Linked DNA regions of Homo sapiens: region 1 is linked to region 2. A link is a loop called in an ENCODE intact Hi-C map of the cell type or tissue named here. Cell type or tissue: endothelial cell of umbilical vein. All regions are shown on one strand. Links, peaks and the distances in the headings refer to the core of each region. The heading gives the core; the rest is flanking DNA.

Region 1 (12,484 bases), core at 3,102-11,101, 390 kb before region 2:
CCTACTCCTACCGTAGTAAAATATTCGATGCATATTTTTCATGGAAATATTGAAGAAACATACATTCTCAGACAAGAAACATCAAATGTGGCCATTGCTTTTGTACCACTCAATATGCAACTCAGACTGGTTGAAATTTAGACCAAATGGTAACATCCAGAAGAAGATAGGACCACAGAGCTAAGGAGGGCTGCAGTGGGCTGAATATGGTGCCACTGCCCACAGTGTCCACCCAGAATCTGGGATGGTGGCCTTATTTGGGAAATGGGGTCTTTGAAGATGTAATCAAGTGAAGGCTGTTGCCATGTGATCATCCTGAATTACCCAGGTGAGCCCTAAACCCAATTACAAGTGTCCTCACAAGAGAAAGGCAGAGAGAGATTTGAAACACACAGAGCAGAAGGTGATGTGGAGGTGGGACAGAGACCCAGCGAAGCAGCCACATGCTGAGGAGCGCCTGGAGCTGGAGGAGGCAGGAGAGGACTCGTCCTGAGCCGTCAGAGGAAGGACAGCCCTGCCGCCACCTTCATTTCAGACTCGGCTTCCAGAACCGCAGGAGGACACAGTTCTGTGGCTATGAACCACCCGATTTGTGGTGCTTGGTTATGGCAGCCACAGGAAATGAATACAGAAACTATTCAAATCCCCTGGTTGAATTCCTTTATTTTACAGATGAGAAAAATAACAGCATTCGCAAGCGACACACAGTTTATGAAATGTTTTCACAGAGTGACCATGTTCAGTCTTCATAGCAATTCTGTGAGGTGGTAGTTTCTGCCTGTTAAAAGGAAAACTGAGGCAAACTACATTTAACAGAGTTTAATTGAGCAAAGAATGATATGGGAATCAGGCAGCCCCCTGACCAGAAGAGGTTCAGAGCGTCTCTGGTGCTGCCGTGTGGTGAGAGTCTTTACGGGCAGAGAACGGAAAGTGAAGCACAGAAAACAGAAGTGAGGCAGAGAAACAGCCTGATTGGCTACAGCTCAGCGTTGGCCTTACTCGAACACAGTTGGAAGACTTGGCCACCTGTGAGTGGTTGAAGTATGGTTGCTTGTCACAAGAGTAGGTTACAGCCCCTTTCACATCCAGTTAAGTGACAGTTCCCTTTGTGCAGAGAAGCCTTTAGCCACACAGGTCCCAAATGTAACATAACATTTGTTACACTTAAAATAAGTAAGGAGGCAGCTGTAGGCTAAATTTAACATGCCTGGGAGGAGGGAACTGAAGCTCAAACCAGAAGCAGCAGATAGATGGGTCTGCAAATTTCATGCGTTTTCCACCAGATCTCTGCCTGTGGCTCAGAGAGGTGTGGCAGCACAGCTACCTCACACAGCTGCTGAGAAACAGGCTTGGATACAGGTCTTTTTTTTCTCCCCACTTTTGCTTCAGATCTCTACCCAGGTATAACGAGCTGCATCTCAAGGTCAGAACGACTGAACAATAAAGAGGTTGGTTCAACAGATGACCTCAAAACTCATAACCTACATCCCGAAGCTAAAGAAAAACTTACGTCTCCAAAAAGAGGTGTAGTTAGCTGCAGGTTATTTGAATGAGCAGCACATGCTGTGCATTTGCTTTAAGATTCTCCAAACACGCAGAAAGCCAAGCTAATCCTCAGCGCTCCCATGCCAATCTGGTGTGGGGACCCTCCACTCCAGGCTGCCTTGTAGAATGCCTTATTGATGTGCGGCAAGGGGCACCCCATGAAAGTCCCAACAGCTCTGAAGGTAATGAGCAAATAATCCAGTTGAGCAAGCAATCAAAGAACAATAACAATTGTCTTGTGACAATACCCCCCAGTTTGTAATTAGTTAGCTTAAATTAGTTTAAATTCACTTCATTTGGAAGATTTTGCCTCTGAGGCAGGCCAAGGCTCTCTTTCAGAGGCCAATTAGATTAAATTAGAAGTGGCACATTAGCTGGGGAGACTTCATTCATTTTGGGTTTTTGCAGCCTTAATTATGATGCAGACACAGCTGGAGTCATCCTTTGGAGGGTTTTCTTGCTTCAGCAGGCACTGGAGGCGACTGGATTCCTGGGAGAGGTGCTTTCAGTGGCGTGTGTGGCCAACCAAGCCACCCAAGGCTACTTTGTCACCAGATTCTGCTCTTGGCCCATTCCCCCAGCTGCTGTGGGAGAGTCACAGGAAGTGAGGAATCCTAAGAAGATCTTCCTTTTTCAAAACAGCTTCATCAAGGTGCAATTAACAGACAAGAAACTGCACACACTGAAAATACACACTTTGGTATGTTTTCACATGTCTATACCCATGGAACTACCACCACAATCAGAATAATAAGTATATTGAAGGAAATGAAAATATTTCACTCCAAAATATACTTTTTGGCATATTTTAAGATGGCTATTCAAAAGGGCTAGAAATCCAAGAATAGCTGAAAAGCTGTCTTGCTGGGGGAGGTTTGCGTCCATAGAGACCATCTTTGTGAGCCAGGCCTCCTCTTCTGCCCCTGCCATAAGCTGATTTGTCATCTTTTTTTTCTTTTCTTTTTTTTGAGACGGAGTCTCGCTCTATTGCCCATGCTGAGGTGCTGAAGTGCAGTGGTGTGACCTCGGCTCACTGCAACCTTTACCTCCTAGGTTCAAGCGATTCTCCTGTCTCAGCCTCCCGAGTAGCTGTGACTACAAGTGCATGCCACCACGCCCAGCTATTTTTTTTTTTTGGTATTTTTGTATTTTTAGTAGAGACAGGGTTTCACCATGTTGGCCAGGCTGCTCTCGAACTCCTGATCGCAGGTGATCCACCCGCCTCAGCCTCCCAAACTGTTGGGATTACAGGCGTGAGCCACCGCACCTGGCCCCCCCGACTTGCCATCTTAACCCACTGTGGGCCACCCTCAGATCCCCTGTTCTCTCTGTAACCTCGAGGAGATACACAAGCTTCTGCACCCGTGGGGGTTGGGGTCATCTTTCTGTGATTTTCCCTCCATGCACGTTGATAAATTTGTATGCTGTTTCTAGTATTAGTCTGCCTTTTATAAATTGATTTTTCAGCAAGTTTTTAGAGGATGCAGGGGAGCTTTTTCCCTTGGTCCCTGCAATATCTATCCATTGCCCCCAGAAATTTCCTCGTGTAATTTTGTCATCTCTCCCTCCACCCCTTCCCTCTCACACAGACTCGGGCAACAACTGGTCTGCTTTTGTCACCATAGACTACTTTGTATTTTCTAGGATTTTATATAAATGGAATCATACTACATGTACTCTTTTTTTGCTCTTTCGCAAAGCATAATTGAGATTTATCTATGTTGTTTTGAGTTATCAATAATTATTCCCTTTTTATTGCTAAGTAGCATTCTATCATCCAGATATACTACAGTCTGTTTATGTTTATCGTTGAGAAATTTGGACCTTTTCTAGGTTGGGGTTATTTCACATAAAGCTGCAGCAGACATTTGTATACAAGTTTTTGTGTGGACATATGCTTTCATTTCTTTTGGGAAAATACCTAGTAGTGGAATGGCTGGTCATAGGCTGCTATATGGTGAACGTTTTCAGAAACTGCCAAACTTTTCCAAAGCCATTGGACCATTTTACATTCCCATTAGCCTGGGACCATTGTTACAGGTTCCCAGGTGATCTATATCTTCCCAACACCTAGTATGATTAGTCATTTAATTTTAGCCATTCTAATAGGTATTAACTAAGGTTACCCTAAAGCTGCCTCCATACATAGTTTAAGTTGGGCCTTAATTTCCTCTGTACATAGTGAACTATAACTTAACTGGATGTGTAAACAGACTATAACCTACTCTTGTGCCAATTATCAAATTGCACTCAATTTTCTTTTTCTATAATTCCTCTCCAATCACGTGGCAGCCACCAGCGTTATTCTGACCTATTCTGGCTCAGGAGGCCACACAGTTCATGAATCGTTCTTTGCTCAATTAAACTCTTAAATTTAATGTCTTAAGTTTTTATTTTAACAGTCGTAGTGGTTCTCATTATGATTTTGTGTGTGTGTGTGTGTGTGTGTGTGTGTGTGTGTGTGTGTGTGTGTGTGAGATAGCATCTCACTCTGTCACCCAGGCTGGAGTGCAGTGGTGCAATCATGGGCTCGACCTCTTGGGCTCGAGTGATCCTCCCACCTCGACTTCCCAAAGTGTTGGGATTACAGGCACGAGCCACTGTGCCCAGCCTCTCATGGTGATTTTTAATTTGCATTTCTATAATGACAACGATGTTGAGCCTATTTTCCTGTGCTTGTTTCCCAGCTATGTAGCTTCCTTGGTGAAGTGTTCATTCAAATCTTTTGCCCATTTAAAAAAAATGGGTTGGTTGGGCCAGGCGCAGTGGCTCATGCCTGTAATCCCAGCACTTTGGGAGGCCGAGGCGGGTGGATCACAAGGTCAGGAGATCGAGACCATCCTGGCTAACATGGTGAAACCCTGTCTCTACTAAAAATACAAAAAATTAGCTGGGTGTGGTGGCGGGCACCTGTAGTCCCAGCTACTCGGGAGGCTGATGCAGGAGAATGGCGTGAACCCGGGAGGCAGAGCTTGCAGTGAGCCGAGATCGTGCCACTGCACTCCAGCCTGGGCGACAGAGCGAGACTCCATCTCAAAAAAATAAAATAAAATAAATAAATAAATAAATAAATAAATAAATAAAAATTGGGTTGGTTGTTTTCTTACTGAGTTTTGAAAGTTCTTTACATATTCTGCATACAAGTCTTTTATCAAATATATGGTTTATAAATATTTCCTCTCATTCTGTGGCTTGTCCTTTTATTCTCTTAACAGTGTCTTTTGAAGAGATGAAGTTTTTCATCTTTTTTTTTTTTTTTTTTTTTGAGACAGGGTCTCTCCCTGTAGCCCAGGCTGGAGTACAGTGATGTGACTTCATCTCACTGCAGCCTCTACTTCCCAGGCTGAATCATTCCTCCCACCTCAACCTCCTGAGTAGCTGGGACTGTAGGTGTGTGACACCACACCCAGCTAATTTTTAAAAAATTTTGTAGAGATATGGTCTCACTATGTTGCCCAGGCTGGTCTCAAACTCCTGGCCTCAAGTAATCCTCCCAGTTCAGCCTCCCAAAGTGCTAGGATTACAGATATGAGTCACCTCACCTGACCTGAAGTTCTTAATCCTGATGAAGTCAAATTTGTCAATTTTTTTTCTTTTATGTACTGTGTTTTGGTGTTGGATCTAAACAAAAACACTTTGCCTAGCCCAGGGTCATAAGACATTTTCCTGTGTTTTTGTAAGAGCCAAGGGAAAGATTCCCCTTCACTCTGTGAAGATTTACTAGCAAATCAACTGACAAAAGGCAGACTAATTGGAGAAAGCGCATAAAAATGTATTAATGTGCACACAGGGGAGAATCAGAGAGTGATGGCCCCATATGCCATTGGGGCCAATGTATTTATATAGCCTTATTTCAGGGGGGTGAGGGGAGATGGGAATATAGGTGATTGTGTTGAGGGGTAATAAATGATTACTAGGGAGAATGAATGGAAAGAGGAACAGAGATTAACTTGTGAATGAGTTCTATTCAGGTGTGATTGGGTCCTATTCAGGTGTGGGTACATTCTTGGTTGTTTTTGGTCTTGCTTTGTCACCCCAGCTGGAGTGCTATGGCACAATCTTGGCCTTGACCTCCTGTGCTCAACTGATCCTCTTACCTCAGCCTTCTGAGTAGCTGGGTCTACAGATGCATGCCATCATGTCCTGCTAATTTTTAAATTTTTTTTGTAGAGATGGGGTCTTACTACATTGCCCAGGCTAGTCTTGAATTCCTGGGCTCAAGCAATCTGCCCACCTTGACCTCCCGAAGTGCTGGGATTACAGGCATGAGTTACCGCCTTGGTCTTGTTTTCTGCAACAGATAATAAGATAATAGGGAGGGGGAGGGAACAACAATTGTTCTCCTGATGGGTACATCTAGTCTTTATGAAGGTAGGAGAAAGTCTCTTCCGGATCAAAGGTCTGTTGACCTCTAAGGGCCTTTAATTCAAAATACTCATTATACCAGGAAGCCATATTTCAGGGTAAAGTTCTCTGTACTCCTTCATTCTAGAAATTTTACAGTTATTTTATTTTATTTTATTTTATTTTATTTTATTTTATTTTATTTTATTTTAAGACGGAGTCTCGCTCTGTCACCCAGACTGGAGTCCAGTGGGACGATCTTGGCTAACTGCAAGTTCCACCTCCCGGGTTCACGCCATTCTCCTGCCTCAGCCTCCCGAGTAGCTGGGACTACAGGCGCCCGCCACTATGCCTGGCTAATTTTTTTGTATTTTTAGTAGGGACAGCGTTTCACCGTGTTAGCCAGGATGGTCCCGATCTCCTGACCTCGTGATCTGCCTGCCTCGGCCTCCCAAAGTGCTGGGATTACAGGCGTGAGCCACCGCGCCTGGCAAAATTTTACAGTTTTAGATTTACCTCTAGGTCTATGATATATTTTGAGTTAATTTTTATATATGGTGCAAGGTATGGATCCAAGTTCAATTTTTGCCAATGTAGATCCAATTGCTCCAGCACTGAATTGCCTTTGCACCTTTGTCAAAAATTAGTTATCCATATATGTGTGGATCTGTTTCTGATTTCTGGACTCCCTATTCTATTCCATTTATCTATTTGTCTCTCTGTGCACCAACACCATATGTTTTCACTATTGTAGCTTTAAAATAAGTCTTGAAATCAGGTAGTGTTAATCCCCAACTGTTTCCCAAAAGTCATTTGAGTATTCTAGGTTCTTAAGTTTTCTTGTGAATTTTAGAGTCAGTTTGTCAGTTCCCACAAAATCTTGCAAGAATGTTGACTGGCAATTTGACGCCTGAATATGTATAAGTTTTCATTTATTTAGGTATTATTTCACTTCTCTCAGTGATGTTTTGTTCATATTTGTTTTTGTTTTTAAAGACTAATTGGAGAAAAGGCATAAAAATGTATTAACGTGCACATGGGGAGAATCACAGAGTGATCGCTCCCTATCTCATTGGGGCCCACATATTTATACAGCCTTATTTCAGAGGGGTGAGGGGAGATAGGGAATATAGGTGATTCTGTTGAGGGGCAATAAATGATTACTAGGGAGAATGAATGGAACAGGGAACAGAGATTAACTTGTGAATGAGTTCTATTCAGGTGTGGTTACATTCTTGGTTGTTTTTGGTCTTGTTTGTCACCCTGGCTAGGATCTTGCTCTGTTACCCAGACTGGAGTGCAGTGGTGCAATCATAGCTCACTGCCTCAAACTCCTGGGCTCAAGTGATCCTCCTGCCTTAGCCTTTAAATGCATTCTAACCTCTCTCCTGCTAGAATTACCCCCCTAGAGCCAGGGCAGTAGGCAACTGAGAAGAAATTTTCTAACTAGCAAAGAGGCTTGATTTTCTATTGTGTTAGTTTTGCTGACAATTCCTATGTGGTAGTTTTTCTCAAATTCTACTGTGCATCAGAATAATCAGAGAAGGGTATTCTAAAAACAGAGATTCCCAATACACCCTCTCTTCAACCAATGAATCAGAATCCAGGAAATCTGTAGTGTATTTTTAGGCCACTGTTCAGAAGATTCTGATATATACTTATGTCTAGAAGCCTCTATTATAGAGAATTCTTGGGGTTCAGGCACTTGGAAATTCATTATTACATTGTAAAACTAACTTCCTCAGTATTAATATTATTTCTTCTTCCTCTACTTAGGCTCCTGGGTTTCTCAGCTCTCTTTTAAAGGAAACCAAAAATATTTTATCCCAAAATATACTTCTTTGTCATACTTTGGGGTGGCTCTTTGGAGGGCCTGCAGACAGGAATAGCCCTGCAAAGCTACCTTTTGTGGAAGAGATTTGCGTCTGTAGGAAAAAGTCTGCACTGGTGAAATAAACAGCCAGGCTTTCTCTGAGGCCCCACCCATTCTTTCTGAGAGCAGCTCAGTGATTACCTGAGCAATTTCCACGTGCGTAACATGAGAGCTTTGGTGTGAGCAGCGTTCCTCCCTTCGCTCCCCTCAACCTGTGACCCCACCTCCCGAGAAATGTGGTTCCAGGCCATTGTTCTTTGGGCTCTCCCATCTTCCCTGAAAATCGTTTATTTCTACACCTCCTTCATCTCCCCTCTTTCCAACCAAGAGGATATTTAAGCATCAACCGTCTTGCCATTCTTTGAGTTTTCGTATTTTGTGTGACTCCTGTGCATGTACGTGCACGTTAATAAAATTTCCCACCAATCTAGTCTCAGTGTGTTTTATAGACCCAAATTATCAAAATTTCAGGGGAAAAATTTAAACTTCCCTACATTCCCTAGGAAAGCAGATTTTCAAAAATTATTTCCAAGTGTTGTTTTAGGAATACCTTATATGCACTTTCCTTCCAAGAGATAATTACATGGTCAACAGCCACCATGCCTAGGAGGCCCTGTGACCCTGTCCCACCCCACCTCAGCCAAAGTTCATTGACTTTGGGTGCAAATAGCCAAAGGCAGCCTTGAGCTGACTCAAGTACACTGAGCAGTGACAAAGTCACAGAGCTTGGCTTGCTGAGAGCCGTGGAGATGACAAAGTCTTGAAGCAATGGAGGTCAGATGTTCGTGCTGACCTGTCAACAGGTGGGAGGTGGTAGCGGCTAGATCATATACAGCAGGAGGGGGCTTGTTTTCCTGGAATAAAAAAAAAAAAAGCCAGACAGCAAATATTTCTGTCTTTGAGCACCATACTGTCTCTGGTGCACCATAGTCTAGTGTTGCCATTGTGGTGTGGAAGCAGCCATCGACAGAACATAAAAGAATACGGACGGCATGGCAGTCACAGTCAGTTGACTTCATTGTAGAGCCTTATGGGCCACAATGAGGTATTTGGATTTATTCTATTGGCAAGGAGAAGGCACTGGAGCATTATACAAGGTGGGGTGGAGGGTAATTAGATCTCACTTACACTTCAAAAATTATAATCTTAGAGCTGTAAAAATACCATGGTACTAAAGGAGTATTTTTATCCCTTGTGAAAGAAAGCCAAATTGTAAGCTTTCAGGACCAGCCAGGGTAATCTTCAATTTACGTCTCCACCATCTTCTGAGTTTTATCTTAAAGTAGGTGTAAGATAGTCATCCTAACATTACCATGGAATTATAAAACCACAGGGTTGGGATGGGTGCGGTGGATCATGCCTGTAATCCCAGAACTTTGGGAGGCCAAGGCAGGTGGATCACCTGAGGTTAGGAGTTTGAGACCAGTCTGGCCAACATGGTGAAACCCGGTTTCTACTAAAAATACAAAAACATTAGCCAGGCATAGTGGTGGGTACCTGTAATCCCAGCTACTTAGCTGGCTGAGGCAGGAGAATCGCTTGAACCTGCAAGGCAGAGGTGACAGTGAGCCAAGATCGCATCATTACATGCCAGCCTGGGCGAAAAGAGCGAAACTCCCTCTCAAAAACAAAAAACAAACAAACAAAAAACCCCAACGGGGTTGCAAAGGCCTCGAGAGACTGTCTCATTCAATCACCAGCCTTCCAACTAGGTCCATGCCTCAATCAACTCAGAGATGAAAACCCAAATGATGTGCCAATGCTGAGCCTGAGGATGGGTTCTGCTCTTCCCTGTGTGACAGGAACACCCACCCCCACTCTGATGAGAGGTTAGAAAATAATTCTGCTTTTTCCAAAGAGATTAAGCAATAACAAACAGAAACAAGAAACTAAAAAATCTTGGGTGCCTTTGGACTGCAGAACTTACAATCTCTCTAAATCCCAACTCTGACTCTTCAAATCTACCATTTGACTTTTTCCATTGAAGTGAGTTGATTTAATTCTAGTGCAGCCACAAATGTAGATGAAGCACCCGGGAACCACATAGCACATCGCGGGATGCAGACAGGAGTTACTGACACAGACGACAGGTCCCAAAGTAGAAAATTAGGTCTCTTAAAAATCATTTTAAGGGAGATTATAAGCATGGAAACATGATGTCTACGTATTGTTAAGTGAAAATAGTAATATACTGTCTGATAACATTTCTGTAAAAGAACAGAGAGAGATTGGAATCATCTTGAAATTAAAGATTTCTGCGAAAAAAACAAGTGTCCACCAGTATGTACAGCATTCTTCAACTTATGTTTTTAAAATGCTGTGTATAAGTGATTGAAAAATCATATCACAGGGCATACAATAGCAAGTTTAAAGCACGTGCTATTATAAGACAAGGCAACATGGTAAGAAGGAGGGAGATGGAAAAAAGAAAAGGAAAGAAGTCTGTCTGTGGTATGGCCAGAGGGGAAAGAAACACTGGGAGAAAACCCACTCATCCTGGTCTTTCCTGCCACTTTCAGATATCCTCCTGGTAGCTTTGCTGTCTCAGTCCTGTACTGACAAATGCTGGTAATGGGACTGCATGAGAGCAGTCATACTCTGAGGAATCCACCGGCTTTTAAGTGTGGTTCCATTACAGGATTATGTGGCGCCACGAAGTCCAATACCCAGGAACAGAGGATGGGGAATGTGACCCACAGAGCTCAAACAAAATGACAAAGGAGACCACTTGGGTTCTAGGGCAGCAGATCACATTTGCTTCTTCCAAAGAACCAGAAAGCTTTTTAAAAAGCAAATGGAATAAAGATGTGGATGAAAAGTTTTCTCCCTGGGATAAGTGGATGGGGAGGAAGAAAATGAAAAACAGGTAAATTGCTGAAGAAAAGGCAGTATAGTGAAAAAATCAACATTTAAGAATTAATTATATGCCACTTTTCAAGAAATAAGCATAAGACACCAGAAAAATACGAATTTAGTGAAGGTCGAACAAACACTTTTTTCCCAGTGGCTATGAAAGAGAGAAGCAAGCATCTTTAAACGCTGGCAATTATGCAGATGGCAGAAAGAATAAAGACTGAATTTCATTCCCACATAAGGGAGAGTATAAGGGAGAGTATTAGGGAGACAAAAAGCAACCTGAAGCGTTTACAGTTTTGAGTGAGCGGACAGCCCAGCAAGCATTTAGAACTCATTATCTGAGCTGTGAAAAATGACCCTCAGAAATCACTGAAATTAATCAAGAAGTTAAACATTTATTAAAAACAAGCTTAGAGATTATAGGAGAAAGGTCGAGTCCAGAGACTCCAACAAAGCTGAATCAGCTGATTTCTGGGCTGTGAAATGTGTGGTGCTCAATTTAGGGCACAAGGTTCAGATGCAGGTAAGGCCTCTGGAGCCCCGTCGGGCCGGACCTGAGCCTGCATATGGGGAAATCGCTGTTGTTGTCAGCCGCTCTTGCAAAAAGCTGATGATGTGGCTGTTGAACAACCTGGGACCCTTGACCCTGCCATGACGTTTGTACCAATGTGGGTGTCTGGGTGACATTCAAAATTAAATAAATCAAACTTAAATTACCAAGTTCTAGACTCCAATGTCCAGGGAAATGCCACATTTTGCTGTGGGCGACAGAATTTTGCCCCCTCCACGCTTTTTGTCATAAGGGTCAAATAAACAGGATCATTGAACAGACAGAGTGGGCTCTGATGTGCTTCTCAGCTGGACACTGAACACGGGCAGTACTGTAGTGATGTCCCCAGGAGCGATTGTGCAGGAGTGAGGTGGGGCAGACGGCTTTTCCTGCTGGCTGCTGAGTTGGTGCCATATACATCTCTGCTGCCCGAGGCAGGAGTAACATTGAGCCAATACCATATCCTGTTGAATTTTGCCAAAATGAGAACGCACAGAATCCTCAGATGGTCAAGTGGGAGAAACAAAAAGAAAAATGTTCTGTCCTCCTACCTTGGTCTAATTATTTACTTTCTTTCTTTTTTTTTTTTTTTTTTTTTTTTTTGAGACGGAGTCTCAGTCTGTCGCCCAGGCTGGAGTACAGTGGTGTGATCTCAGCTCACTGCAAGCTCCGCCTCCCGGGTCCACGCCATTCTCCTGCCTCAGCCTCCCGAGTAGCTGGGACTACAGGCAACCGCCACCACGCCTGGCTAATTTTTGGTATTTTTAGTAGAGACGGCGTTTCACCGTGTCAGCCAGGATGGTCTCGATCTCCTGACCTCGTGATCCGCCCGCCTCGGCCTTCCAAAGTGCTGGGATTACAGGCATGAGCCACCGCGCCCGGCGATGTTTAGAGTTTTTTTAAAATCAGGTTACAAAATGGTGTAAGCCAAATTAAAATGTACAGAGAAACCAAAAGAGGACGGCAACATGCCTCAGTGAAATAGTGACTGCATCTGAGTAGCTGTTTTTTCTGTTTCTTCAGACTTTGCTGCACTTCCCCAATCCTCCATAATAGCAACAGCAGAAGCACAGCCTGTGGGGCTAGCCTTGCTTTAAGCATTAGCTGCTGTTATTCCCAGCGTTGTTACTCGTATCATCAAAAGTTGATAAACTGAAAGCTGAGAAAAAGACCAAAGGTTAGAGGGAAACATTTAGAAATGTGTTAGAGACTTGTTTTTAAAGAAACTTTTAATTTTGAACGAATTTTAGGTCTACACTGCAAAGATAATTTAGAGAGACCCTTCCCCCCGTCCCGGTTTCCCCAGTTGTGAACAT
Region 2 (12,484 bases), core at 3,117-11,116:
TCTGTAAAAATGCGGGATGCAAGCAGTAGCCACAGGAGCATTTTTAAAAGTTTTTCTTTTTCAGCTTAATTTATATAAGAAAAACAATTAAAAGCCTGTGTTTCATTTTAGCCTCTTTTTAAAAGATAAATTCTTATTTCTGCAGATAAATGGGAATACTGAGGGGAGGGACGGAAAGTATGGTTTTCTATAGACTATTTTCCATTAAAATTTAAATAATCAGAAAGCTCAGAAATGTTATTCCTGTAACTTCGGGAAGTTATAGGAAATGTTACATTTTAACATCAAAGTAAAATTCCAATAAAATACTTTTTCTTATAGGAGCACATTTTACATATGTAAAGGAAGATACAAAAATACTAGAAATTCTAAAACTTAACCATTTTTGCGAAATTTTTCTAAACAAATTTCCTGAAGTCTTGCATACATTTGAGAATTTAGATTATTGCTAGAAAGCACATCTTAGGTTTTAATCATGTTCATGCCAACGCCTATGAAAAGACCTACCAGGATTTTAGATCCATAGTTAACCACCACTTGTGAGTATCCATTTTGCATTTTTGAAGACTCGTTGATTGACTATCAAGTACTTGAAATTATGTAAGAGAATACTTTTTTGGCAGCAAAGTCGCATTTCAGATCCCCTGCTCCCCTATCAACTTCAGGCTGCTCCAGGCTCTGGGTCCAGGCTGGAACTCACAGTAGAACTAAGATTATGTCTAAACTCATAGCAGTAAAGTGACGTTTTGCCATAAAAGAACATTTTTATAACGCTATTTCAGTCTACTTGTTTCCTTGGAAATAGTTTCTGTCGTGATGGGCAGTATCTAAATTAATGAATTATTCAGCTATTTGTGCAAAATGTGTAACTTAAGGGCAAACAGACTCGATGTTGTTCGCATCACCTCTCACACATTGGCAAGGCAGCCTTTTCTGTCCTATGTAATGTAGGAAAATTAAACATTTCTTGAAATCTGAGACTTCTGCCCTTGTTCTCCTGAAATTAAATCCATTTTATTTTCAGTAGCATGAATTTCCTTACATGTCCAAGAGGCTGTTAAGGAATTAATCCTTTGCTCTATTCCTCATAACACTTTTCACAGTTAATCTAGTGTGTAAACTGTGTGGACGAGAATCCAAAACTGCAGAATTTGGAGGAAATGTGACTCCTATGCCTTGTAGACATTAAATCATTCTGTGAAATAAAACTGAAACTTTGGATAGGAGATTGTACAGTACTCTCCACACATTTTTATTAAATGAAAACAACTTCCATTATTTTTCCAGCAATCCTTCATGTAGTTGGACTCACCTCACCACCTCCCCCCTGCTCCTTAGTTGTGGTCGGCTCTCCTTACAAATGGACAGGTTGCTTTGTCAACTTGGTGGCAGAAACCACCTGACAAATTGTAGACATGTGGCTAAAATTTATGCTTAGTTTGGATTTGGTAGAAAATAAAGAATATTAGAAAATAAAATGTGACCAAAAAAATATTTATGTTGTCTTGACTGTGTGTCTATGCACAAGAAAGGACAGGAACTGGGAGTAATGGAATGTTAGTGTTTCCGACTCCAGAATAAATACCCAAGAGTGAAAATAATTTATAAATTATGTTTCCTGCTTCAGAATTTGCTAAGAGTGTATGTGTGTGTCCATACTTGAATCACTTGCCTCACCTGAGGATCGGAGTGGTTGACTTGGTTTCTCTGTCCTTCTGTTGCTATTCTTTTTCTCACTTAGCAACTATTATGTTGTTATCTCTAAAATGTTTTTGTGGCTTACTTTTTTTTTTTTTTTTTTGAGACGGAGTCTCGCTCTGTCGCCCAGGCTGAAGTGCAATGGCGTGATCTCGACTCACTGCAACCTCCGCCTCCCAGGTTCGAGTGATTCTTCTGCCTCAGCCTCCCGAGTAGCTGGGACTACAGGTGCGCGCCACCACACCCAGCTAATTTTTGTATTTTTAGTAGAGATGGCGTTTCACCATGTTGGCCAGGATGGTCTCGATCTCTTGACCTTGTGATCTATCTGCCTCGGCCTCCCAAAATGTTGGGATTACAGGAGTGAGCCACTGTGCCCAGCCATACTTTTTTTTTTTAACTGTGAGTTTTGATTTTAAAAAACCCTTAATCGTTAATAGTAAGTTTTAACAAGGAGACTATGGAAGGCAAAGGGAGAGATCTTTCTAAGACATACAGTTGAGTTTTTGCACATAAAGCAAACTAGATTGTTATAACTCCTCATACAGCCCATCTATTTGCTTTTTAAAAAATTGCAGAGCTATCATTTCATTGATTGCAGTTTGTTATAATTAAAGAGGCATTTTCAGTCATTTTACCATTAGCTTTTTAAATATGAAGAATAATTAACCAGATCTGTACTGTAAAGAATGTTTATGAAACTTTTTTTTTTTTTTTGAGACGGAGTCTCACTCTTTTGCCCAGGCTGGAGTGCAGTGGCACAATCTTGGCTCACTGCAAGCTCTGCCTCCCAGGTTCACGCCATTCTCCTGCCTCTGCCTCCCAAGTAGCTGGGACTACAGGCGCCTGCCACCACACCCGGCTCATTTTTTGTATTTTTAGTAGAGACAGGGTTTCACTGTGTTAGCCAGGATGGTCTTGATCTCCTGACCTCGTGATCTGCCCACCTCGGCCTCCCAAAGTGCTGGGATTACAGGCGTGAGCCACCGTGCCTGGCCTATGAAACTTTTTAAGTTGATAAATTTGTATTTTTTAGATATGTTCTAGTTGAGGAATGAGAACCACTCCTGGTCTGAATTTTCATGTGTTGCTATATAAATTTGCTTTTAATAAATTCTTTTAAATCACCAGATTGTTAATTGACAGCTATTCTTGCAGACATTGTTACCTTATTATTTCTTCTTACTATATTGGGCATTAAGTCGTTTATTTCAATGTGATAAACATTTGACTATCAAGGATGGGGGTAGATAGCACATGACATGAGCAAAATCTGGTTCCAGTATTTAAGACACAGCCTTAAAAATGTATATTCCTTTTATAGAAGTTAAAATATAGTTTTCTTTGAACTCGGTTATTCCTTGTTTAAACTCAAAAGGAGAGGATCCTATTTTCTGTACATAAAATTCTGAAGATAGGTATTTTCTGTAAGAGCTGAGTTTTTTCCCCATTTGCTAATCCCTTCTAATTTAGAGGAAAAACCATATTATCACACTGAATGTTAGTGATGATTGCCTATTTGTCCATATGAACACAGTAATTTTGTGCATAGTATAGATTACTATTCACCAGGAATATAGGGCTGTATAAAAAACATTTAACCAAAGAAGAATCGTGTTGATAAATTATTAACTAAAATTACTAAATTTGTAATGAATAATCCTACACAGACCATCTGATTGTGATTTTTGACATATTGGAGTAATATAGGAAGTTATAGAAAGGAAGAAATTCTGGGTTTGGATGAAATTACTGGTTTTTTCCCTTGGAAAAAAAATCTGAATATATTTTATAATTTGTTAGTATTGTAAGTAACAGCCTAAAAACCTGAGCATGTGACTGTTTGACACTGTGCTTCCTATATATCTGTTTACAGAATATTTGGAAAATTTTAAATTCTTCCAGTTCTTGATTGCTGCTTGCACAGAACCAATGTTAAAATGTTATGACTAAGACTAGAGAGACAATGATAGGTTTCTCGGTGCACACTTAGTGCTAGGAGGTCTTCCCATACCTACCGGGCCAGCTTTAGAGAAACCCCTGGTTTCCAGTTGCCTGGTTCAGTACTTTGTTAGAGCACATGCTTTAATTATTTTCAGTGTTCTTAGGTTTGGTTGTGGTAATGAATTTCTTCATAAAGTAGATCTCTCTTTTAAGTGAATTATTAGGAAATACTTGTAGCATGATTTAAGAAAAATATTTCAGCTTCAGCTGGAAGCAGAAAAATGGACAGAGGGGAAGCCAGAGAGTTCAGGTAGGTTACTCGGAGAAACAGTTGACACAAAGCATTCCTTATTTTCTTATTATGTATCTTTAGAATGTAATTTACACAAATTGAACCATAGTTTACATTTTATTCTGAACCTTTTTTCTAAAAACATTTCTTGCCATCTTCCTATATTACAAAAATAATTCCATCTCATTCTTTTTAATAGCTACATAGTATTCCATTGCATGGCTACATACCATATAGGATGTTTTGATTCATATACTCAACCAACCGTTTTTTTACAGTAAAGGTATACTCATATGCTGGGCCTTAGGGGGTTATAAGTTAATGTATAACTAGAATTGGAGCTAGCAAATGTCACTGTTTGTAAATTAGGAACTCAGAATTATAAAATGTATACTCTCCTTCAAGATAAATACAACAAGTATATTACGTACACTGTTATTAATTTAGGTAAGAGCATTAATTCATTTTTGTTGTTGTTGTTGTTGTTGTTGTTGTTGGATACAGAGTCTTGCTCTGTTGCCCAGGCTGAAGTCTACTGGATTAATCATAGCTCACCGCAGCCTCCAACTCCAGGGCTCAGATGATCCTCCCACTTCAGCCTCCCAAATAGCTGGGACTACAGATGCATATCACCACACCTAATTTTGGGGGTGGGTAGGGAGCGAGGTCTCACTGTGTTGCTCAGGCTGGTCTGAAACTCCTGAGCTCAAGCCATTCTCCTGTCTAGACCTCCCAGAGTGCTGGGATTACAGGTGTGAGCTACCACTTGTGGCAAAAGCATTAATTCTAAGGAAACAAAAAGAAGGAAATTTTTATGAAAATGTGAATACAAGAAAAGTTAGGAATATTCTGATACTTTAAAGTATTCCAATTTCTTTAGAAATATTCAGGCATATATTGAACATGCCATTGTTGTCATGGCAGGGTGAATAGACAGAATCACTTAGGAATTTAGTTTCTTTTTCATGAGTGATTATTTTCTTGAGAAGCATAGATCAGGAATGTTTTCCCTTTGGCCCCTTGTAATTGGTCTGGCAGGATCTGGGGTTGGGGAGGTGGACACAAGGATCCCACACATCTCTTGTGAAATACTTGGAAATTTTCAATTTGAGTGTTTATGATGCTTCCAACATATATAATAACATAAAATATTAATGTACACGTGGTTGTAAGAGATCCAGTTGACCAGAGGATTGCATGTTTCATCATTTAAATAATATGCTTTGTGTTAGATTGCATATAGTGTATGCTTTTAACAAGAGTTAGGGGAATAATAGCACGGGAACATTTGACACTTACAATCTGGAAACATGAGAATTATTTATGCCAGTAAATTATTTCAGATAGTATTTGCGAATGATGGTATGTGTCTGTTTTAGGTTCTGTGGTGCCACTTTTAGAAACTCCACAAGCAAACCATGGCTCAAAGTTTGTAGTAATCTTTTTGAACTGTAACTATTAGAATTTCCCAAAAATCTAATAAATATGCTTTTCTTTGTATAAAATGAGCTATATGAATATTTGCTGCTACTTGAATTTTCTTTCCAAAATTTGTTTATAGACATACTCCCTAAAGATGTTTGATAATCAGAAATAACTGATTCTGCTAGACAAATATGCACCAATTGATTGATTTTCTTTATTTTGAAGAAAATTTTTTTCCTCTTAATTATTTGGTGGCTTCCTTTGCTGGCAAATCCAATTTTATGCCCCACAAATAATGTGAACAGTAGAGACTTCTACTTGTAAGTTTCGGCAATTCTTTAAAATATGTTAAGTTTTTGCTTCAACATATAAAGGTTTTTCTTTTCTGAATTGTGTTTTCAGCAGCAATTCAAACCAATTGTATTTTTCCATTATACAAATTACTAATTTAGAATAAATATATTTCATTTCTGTCATGATATCCTAGTAGGCAGGCTCTTGGGCAGACACCTGATATGTGTATGTATTATTAAGTTGTCTACTTTTGTTTCTTAGAAATGTTTATCATTTAAAAAGTAACAGATGGAAGAAGACCATTTATTGAAGACTGTGGCCTGGCTAGTGTGTGGGCAGTAAGGGGTGACTGCACCTGGGTTCTGTGGCTCTGAACGTTTTCTGTTTCTTTTTGGATTATGAGGAGGGAGAACTCTTGGTTTTGTTTTGAGGAACTTCATTGATTATATCTTAATTTTGCCTTATTGGCAAAAAGCACCATGTGAAAATTTATGCAGCGTATAGATTTTCACTGTGTTTTATTTGGTTCAGAGCCGAGTCTGGAAGATGACTTAGTTTATAAGTTCTGTCTCGTGTCCTGTAGCCAAGCTTTCTGTCTCCTTTAATGAGGGCACTGTGTGATTAGAAGCTGTTTCCTCCCATTCCTGTGGACTGAAGGGGCAACCTGAGGGTCTGCTAAGGTGGTGGGTGTGTTTTCTGGGAAGAGTGAAAGGGGATTTGTCAGCCTTTGGGGGAACTTGATAAAAATGAAAGATATTTTATGTCAGTGGGATCACCTTTTTAATCCAAGGGGCAAAAGAAAACTGGTTTCTATTGTGCCCCTGCCCGAAGGCCGCCTGCATGTGACTTTCAAAGGACCCTGCTTGTGTTGAATTTCAGCCAGCAAGTCTCCAGCATACAGAATTTGAGATTTCCCCCACCCCCACCGTTTCTTCTGTTTTTGTTCCATGTAAACAGTTCCCTGCGTAGTAACATAGACAAATATAGCAGAGAATGCTTTTCTGGAAGAAGAATGCTCCCTAAGCATTTTTTAACCATTTTTGGGAAGAATTGATCTTTCTGTGTGTTTCAGACAGACTGGAGAGGGGGAGGCCGTGGCTGTAAATTGAAGTGACATCATATGTATTGCCCCCATTGATCCGCTTTTAGTCTCCAGCCAGGATAAAAGGAAATGGCATCAGGGAGGAAGCATGCTTCATTTAGGCACAGATCCCAGAGTGATAATGGGGTAATAATAGAACTCATGCCACTGTCAATCCGTGGCTGCATTAGTCCCAGGCTTATTCTCTGTCTGGGGAGCCGCACAGTGACTTTCTTCGTGTGAGGCTGCAGCGCACCAGCTGGGCCACGCCGGGAGGTGCCCTCCTTTGCTTTCGGAGGGGTGCAGGCAATGGGGCTTGGATGTTGCCATTTGCTGGTCTCTTGTCACAGGCCCTGCCTCTGCAAGGTCAGTCATGGGACATGTCCGTGGCATTTTCTGATGTAGGAGGTGAGCTGGCCTGTTCTGCATCATGCTAATGGAAGAAATGGTGGCGGAACCTCAGTTGCGTGGGTGGTCTTCTGGGAGCACAGAGTGAGTGATGCCCCCGTGACAGCAGTAAGAGGCTTCTGCAAGAGTCAGGGGTTTTTCTTAGTTGAGCTGCCTCTAGTTTAGGAGGGTGGGTTTGGAAAATTCATATTTTCTTTCCAGGAGCATGCATAAAAACTCTCCCAAACCATTCAAAGTCGTACAGCTTGCGTCGACTCTGAAGTTGGGAAAAACATGCAGTGGACTTTTTTCTTTGTACAGTTCTTAGTATTTAGCAACTATGAGATCTTCCATGTTTAGAGTAGAACACAGACTTCTAAAATCCTTAACAAGCAGCATTTGTACTTGACTGACCTCGTTTAGCATTTTATTTCTTGTACTCATTTCAGTAAGTTTCATAGTTCTGTGAAGTTCTCTTGCAAGTACCCACATCACTTTGGCACCTTGTAGTCCTATTTTGTGTAAATTTCCGAGGCAGATGCATTTTAAAAATAATGAGCTGGTCTCTGTATGGAAAAAATAACCCCATCATGAATTTCTTGTTTATGCAAAGGAAAGGACTTTTGCATTCCTGTCACTGTTGAACTGTGGGTGTGAGCACTGTTGGGCCCCCAGAAATAAAGGCAAGTTCTTTTTATACTGTCTGAAGGAGCTGCTTTCTTAGGTGGTGATGCTTGGAGGTAAGGTCCTTTATTTTTCACGATCACTCTGTGGTACGACCAAAGCCTTATCTCTCTCCCGCCAGTGCTGCTGTATTAAACACAGCTGGCCTTTCAGTCTTAAATTCAGCTGATCTTAAAATAAATAAATAAACGCAGCTGGCCTAGAAGTCATGTGAAGTTTGCTTTGATTTCCACGTGGGTGGAAGTGGAGTGGTCCACATAGCATGTCCCACTCCCCCTGTGCCCGCCCCGGGCTCCTCGTACCACCCGGTGCTGCCTTGAGCACATCTGCTGATACGTGGTCTCTTTCATTTGCTTTACAAACATTTTGGTTTATTACATGACCACTGCTTTTTCATTTGTAGGGTGGCTTTACGGGGAGCAAATGTTTATTTTACAAAGACAAATGTATGGAAGCTGTTTAACCACATTTTTGCTTCAATATGCTCTTTTTAAGGTCTATTATCTTATCCTTTAAAAATGTTGTAATGTGTACTTTGCGAATGAAAGATGCTTTATTAGTTTTATTGTCTGTGTCCCAAAATAACGTTTGTTCACTGATTTTTTTTCCCTACTTTTTTCAGAAACTACATTTCCCCCCATGAGTTAGAATAGTTACAACTAAAAGCCAGGTGGCCGCAGGTTGTTTACCAAGTGAGAGTCATTTCAAGTCTATTCAGAAGAATGGGACTCACAGAAACCTGGGAGCATGAAGCTGGCTCTGGCAGCACTGTGGTCGGGGGCCTTGTTTTAGGGGGAGCAGATACCTGAGGGGAGTGTCCATCCTTGCTTCTTACCTCTCTCAAATTAGAGTCAGTCAGTGTGCTCCCTCCCTTACTTCCATCTCGCGGTCTTAAGTCAGGGAGTTTAGCTTTAAATATTTTCATTGTGTAAAATTTGGAGAGGACAAAAGCTTCCATTGATCCTTTTGGTTCTGTTTCTGTGTAGAGTTGCTGAGCTTTCAGCTTAAAAGAAAACTCAGATATACAGGTATGAATGCAGGTATTTTTGTAGGTTCACATATAGGTAATTGTTTGATTTTAAACTGGAGCTGTATCTATTGGTTAAACCTAGTTGGGGTTAAGTTGAGGACCAAGCTAGTTGTCTTACTCAGGGTTTCTTTGCTCTGTGTGTCTCTTTAGTTTAGACCAAATCCCAAATGAGAGTTCTAACAGTAGGCTTCTTTGTAAGCACAAGCGTATAATATGGGGAGATGCTTTTCTTTCTACTCTCCCCTTCCCTGTAATTCTGCAATTTGGCAGGGCTGGTTCCTTCTGTATTTAGTTAGCAAACGAGGCCCCACTTCTGGCAAAGGGTGTTTAGGGGCTGGTGGTGCCGAGAATCACTTCTCTGTGAGGCTGAGCCCATTCCCCAAAGCCTGCCTGCCTTTGTCTGGAGGGGCCTTGATGCCAGGCGCCTGTTGTCCTCGGACTGTCTGTCTTGAGAAATGCTGCTCACCAGTTTTGAGTGTTTGTGGGGTAGAGCAGGTCCCCATCCTGTTGTGGCCTGGCCTGGGTACCCCTCGTGGAGCTGCTGTTTGACAGCAGCACAACAAAGGGTAGTAGTGAGGTGAAGTGGGGAGAGCCCACGACTGGGGTGAAAAGGAAGACACTGGGAAGAGGGCTCAAGGGCTGGAGGGCATTCAGTCAGTGGCCCTGGGAGACGGGTTAGGGGTACTTGAGGCCATGGGTTGAAGGCCCAGCCTCCTGCAGGAAAGCACCTCTCTCGGAACATCACAGGAGGCTGAAGGGTGAGATGAACTGGAAGGAGAAGGAGGGCAGAGGGAGAAAGAGAACCAGTCTCACTGGGCTGCCTGGGCAGAAGTGCTGGATACCCACATGCACCCGGCAGTGTTCATGGTATGAATGGTGAGGAGGCCTACCAGAGGCTGGGCGCCTGGGTTTGGCCTCTTCTGTAAAACAGTAGATTTCTTTTTAATACCGTATGGTGGATGGGTGATTTTGTTACAAGTAGTTATGTAGTAATTTGATATCTTTAAAACATGCTGCAATTACTTGACTTCTCATGAAAAGAAATGGAGTGTTAGTAATTCTTTGGGTCCTTGTCAGTGCTGATTGTACTGCAGTTTTGCTGAAGGCGCCTTGTTTCTCCTGAGAGAATAGCCACAGCATGTCTTTCAGATGAAGCGATGTCATGAAGTACAGAATATACCCAAGAACCAAGTGATTGCATTGGTGTCTTGTCTCCTTTCTTTCTGCCTCTGTCTGTAGGCAAGTGGGGGCTTTCTTAGAACTTAGAAGAGTGAGGTGAGAAAACAGATACCTAGTGGAATGGTGCGGTGGGTGTGGTGTTTGCAGTGCTTGCTGTCTGCCCGTTGCCCCCCGCATACCTTTTGGAAAAGTATATGTGTGTGTGAATGAGTGAGGGGGTAAGGGGGTAGGGGGTAGGGAGGGTCAGGCAGAGTGCACACTTGGGGGCAGAAAGATGAGGAGCAGGGAGGGAAACCAGTACTTTTTAAAAATTGTTTTAGAACACCAGAAAGTGGCAGTTAAAATCCAGGTGTTCTTATGAATGTACTGTTGACTTGATATCAGCTTCCAGACCTGTAATTGGGATTGACAGGAATGATCTGCACATACACAGGGATGGAGAGAAGCTCAGCAGAGAGAACCATGGAATTCATAGGATTAATTTTAAAATCTTGATTTTAGAGTAAATATTTTTCACTTCCTACAAGGCATATCTCAAATTGATTCTTCCTCCAGTGCACTACAGGGCCGATCTCACAGGGCCACCAGGCCTGGCCCTGCTGTTGCATAGCGAGTAACACGGATGAAGTCTTACACATGCTTCTCTTCATTTCTTGTATTTCACATACATTGTGTTTTATTTTTGTACCATGTTAAGACTATCTCCTGTCTTTGCCCTTAACTTGTAACACCACTTTTGACCATTCCTGTATGAGAACTCAGGAATATGGGTAACTTTGTGTGTCTGTGTGTATAGCTGCACATATAGTTGTGTACAGCCTTTTGAGCTTTTTAATGGATTATAAGTATGATTTTCGTAATGGAGGGAAGACACAGTTCTTTCAGTATGTGCTCTTTATTTCTCAGTGTGCAGCAGGTATATTTGCAGAGCTTATGTGGTAAAAAGACTGAATGCCGCATCTTAGTTCTGTGAAATTTCCAGGTGTTTGCCTGTAATTGGATGGCTCCTTGAATCTTTGTCTAGGCTAAATTACATTTTCTGGTGTATGCGTGCTGTAAAGGAAGAGATCCAGTAAACCACGATAATGTTTTATTAAGATAAGCACAGTTTTGATCTGCTCTAAGTATAGAACTGAAATGATTAGTCATGGAAAACGGGGCCAAAGCAGACCCCAGAATGTAGTGTCTTTGGGAATACAGACAATGTAGGCCCTGAGGAATTACAAAAGTCAGCCGAACAGTCTTTCCATGTTGCCAATATATGCTGAAAGCACCCAGGTTACCCTGGGTATGTGGTCTTCAGTCTGAACATTTGGGTGTTGTTTCTCATCAACTGAATGGCATTTTCATAGGCTGTTTGGTTTTGTCTTTAGCTTCTTCCAGACCAGCTGGTCTTGCTTCTGGAGCATCTCTTGGAGCAGAAGACTCTGAGCCCCCGAACTCTGCAAAGCCTCCAGAGGACATACCACCTCCAGGATCAGGATGCAGAGGTAACCAGGAACACTCTCGGAGTTTAACCAGCAGGTCCCCACTGTTGTTGAAGAATGGTGATCCCATTGCAGTCCCAAACTATTGAAACCACCATTTCTATTAGCAAAATCTCATGTGTTTGCTGTATGAGTGAAGAACTAAGTGCTTTAATCTGATTATGCTTATGCTTCTAATCAGAGTATTTTGAGGTCTTAAGTTTTTCCCTCTTCTTAAATCATAAAGATGGACATAAGTCTCCTAAAGGAATGAGTGGAATGTTTTTGAGTTGTAAACTTGGGTGGGTCATTGTGCCCACTGACGGTGGTGCCATTCTGTTGCACATTAAGGAAACTTGGCTCAGATGTGTCAGAGCTTCTTGGTTGCATTCAGTTAGGGCAGGAAAGGAGCCATGTGTAAAGGGAATGAAAACTAAATCTAGCAGCTGTAGTTGGAAAAGGCAATTGGATGCTTGCGAGAAAGCAATGTGATATAGTCCTTAATATCTTCTACCTTATTGTGAGGAATGCAGTGTGAATCCTAAGACAAATTCCAGGGTTTTAAAAAAATACAAAATAGTAAATAATGTATTCAGACATCTTAAGTAAAAACAAGAGCTTAAACAGAAAACCTCTTTTATATAAGACTCCCAAAATGCAGAAAGTAAGTTTGGTTTTGAACATTTTAAAACTGTGCAGTCTAGTACAGCAGCCATTAGCCATGTGTGGCTGTTAAACACTTAAATGCAGCTATTTTGAGTTGAGATGTGCTGTAAGTATAAAATGCACAATGAATAGTGAAGACACTGGAATGAAGAAAGACAAAATAACTTAATGTGTCCCAATTGATTATAGTGTTAGTGATATTTGGGATATATTAGGTTAAATATTATTGTAATGAATTTTATAATCATTAAAATGGAGTAATTGAGAAAAGCCCGTTCCTTATTAACCAAAAGGTAAGATGGCCATTGTTAGGCATTTTAAAGCCCCATAAACTCAAC

The links. Peaks named below come from ENCODE experiments on the same cell type or tissue, not always from the same donor. Only the 100,000 strongest peaks of a DNase experiment are listed, where the experiment ranks them.
Region 1: a loop joins it to region 2, with 4 times the contacts of the local background. A loop is called at or near these places in 2 of 110 quality-filtered maps.

Annotation. Positions count from the first base shown.
Region 1 is chr9:94,655,426-94,667,909 of GRCh38, forward strand. No RefSeq gene overlaps it. Among named protein-coding and RNA genes, the nearest start is that of FBP1, 22 kb to the left of the region's middle. In endothelial cell of umbilical vein, for the core only: no CTCF peak of the experiment used is centred there; no DNase peak of the experiment used is centred there; H3K27me3 peaks cover 1,424 bases.
Region 2 is chr9:95,049,307-95,061,790 of GRCh38, forward strand. It overlaps AOPEP (aminopeptidase O (putative)), which reads left to right. Exons shown (of 17, transcript NM_001193329.3): 14 at 11,388-11,504. Among named protein-coding and RNA genes, the nearest start is that of MIR6081, 9.8 kb to the right of the region's middle. In endothelial cell of umbilical vein, for the core only: no CTCF peak of the experiment used is centred there; DNase peaks (open chromatin) are centred at 6,435 and 6,565; H3K27ac peaks cover 1,107 bases.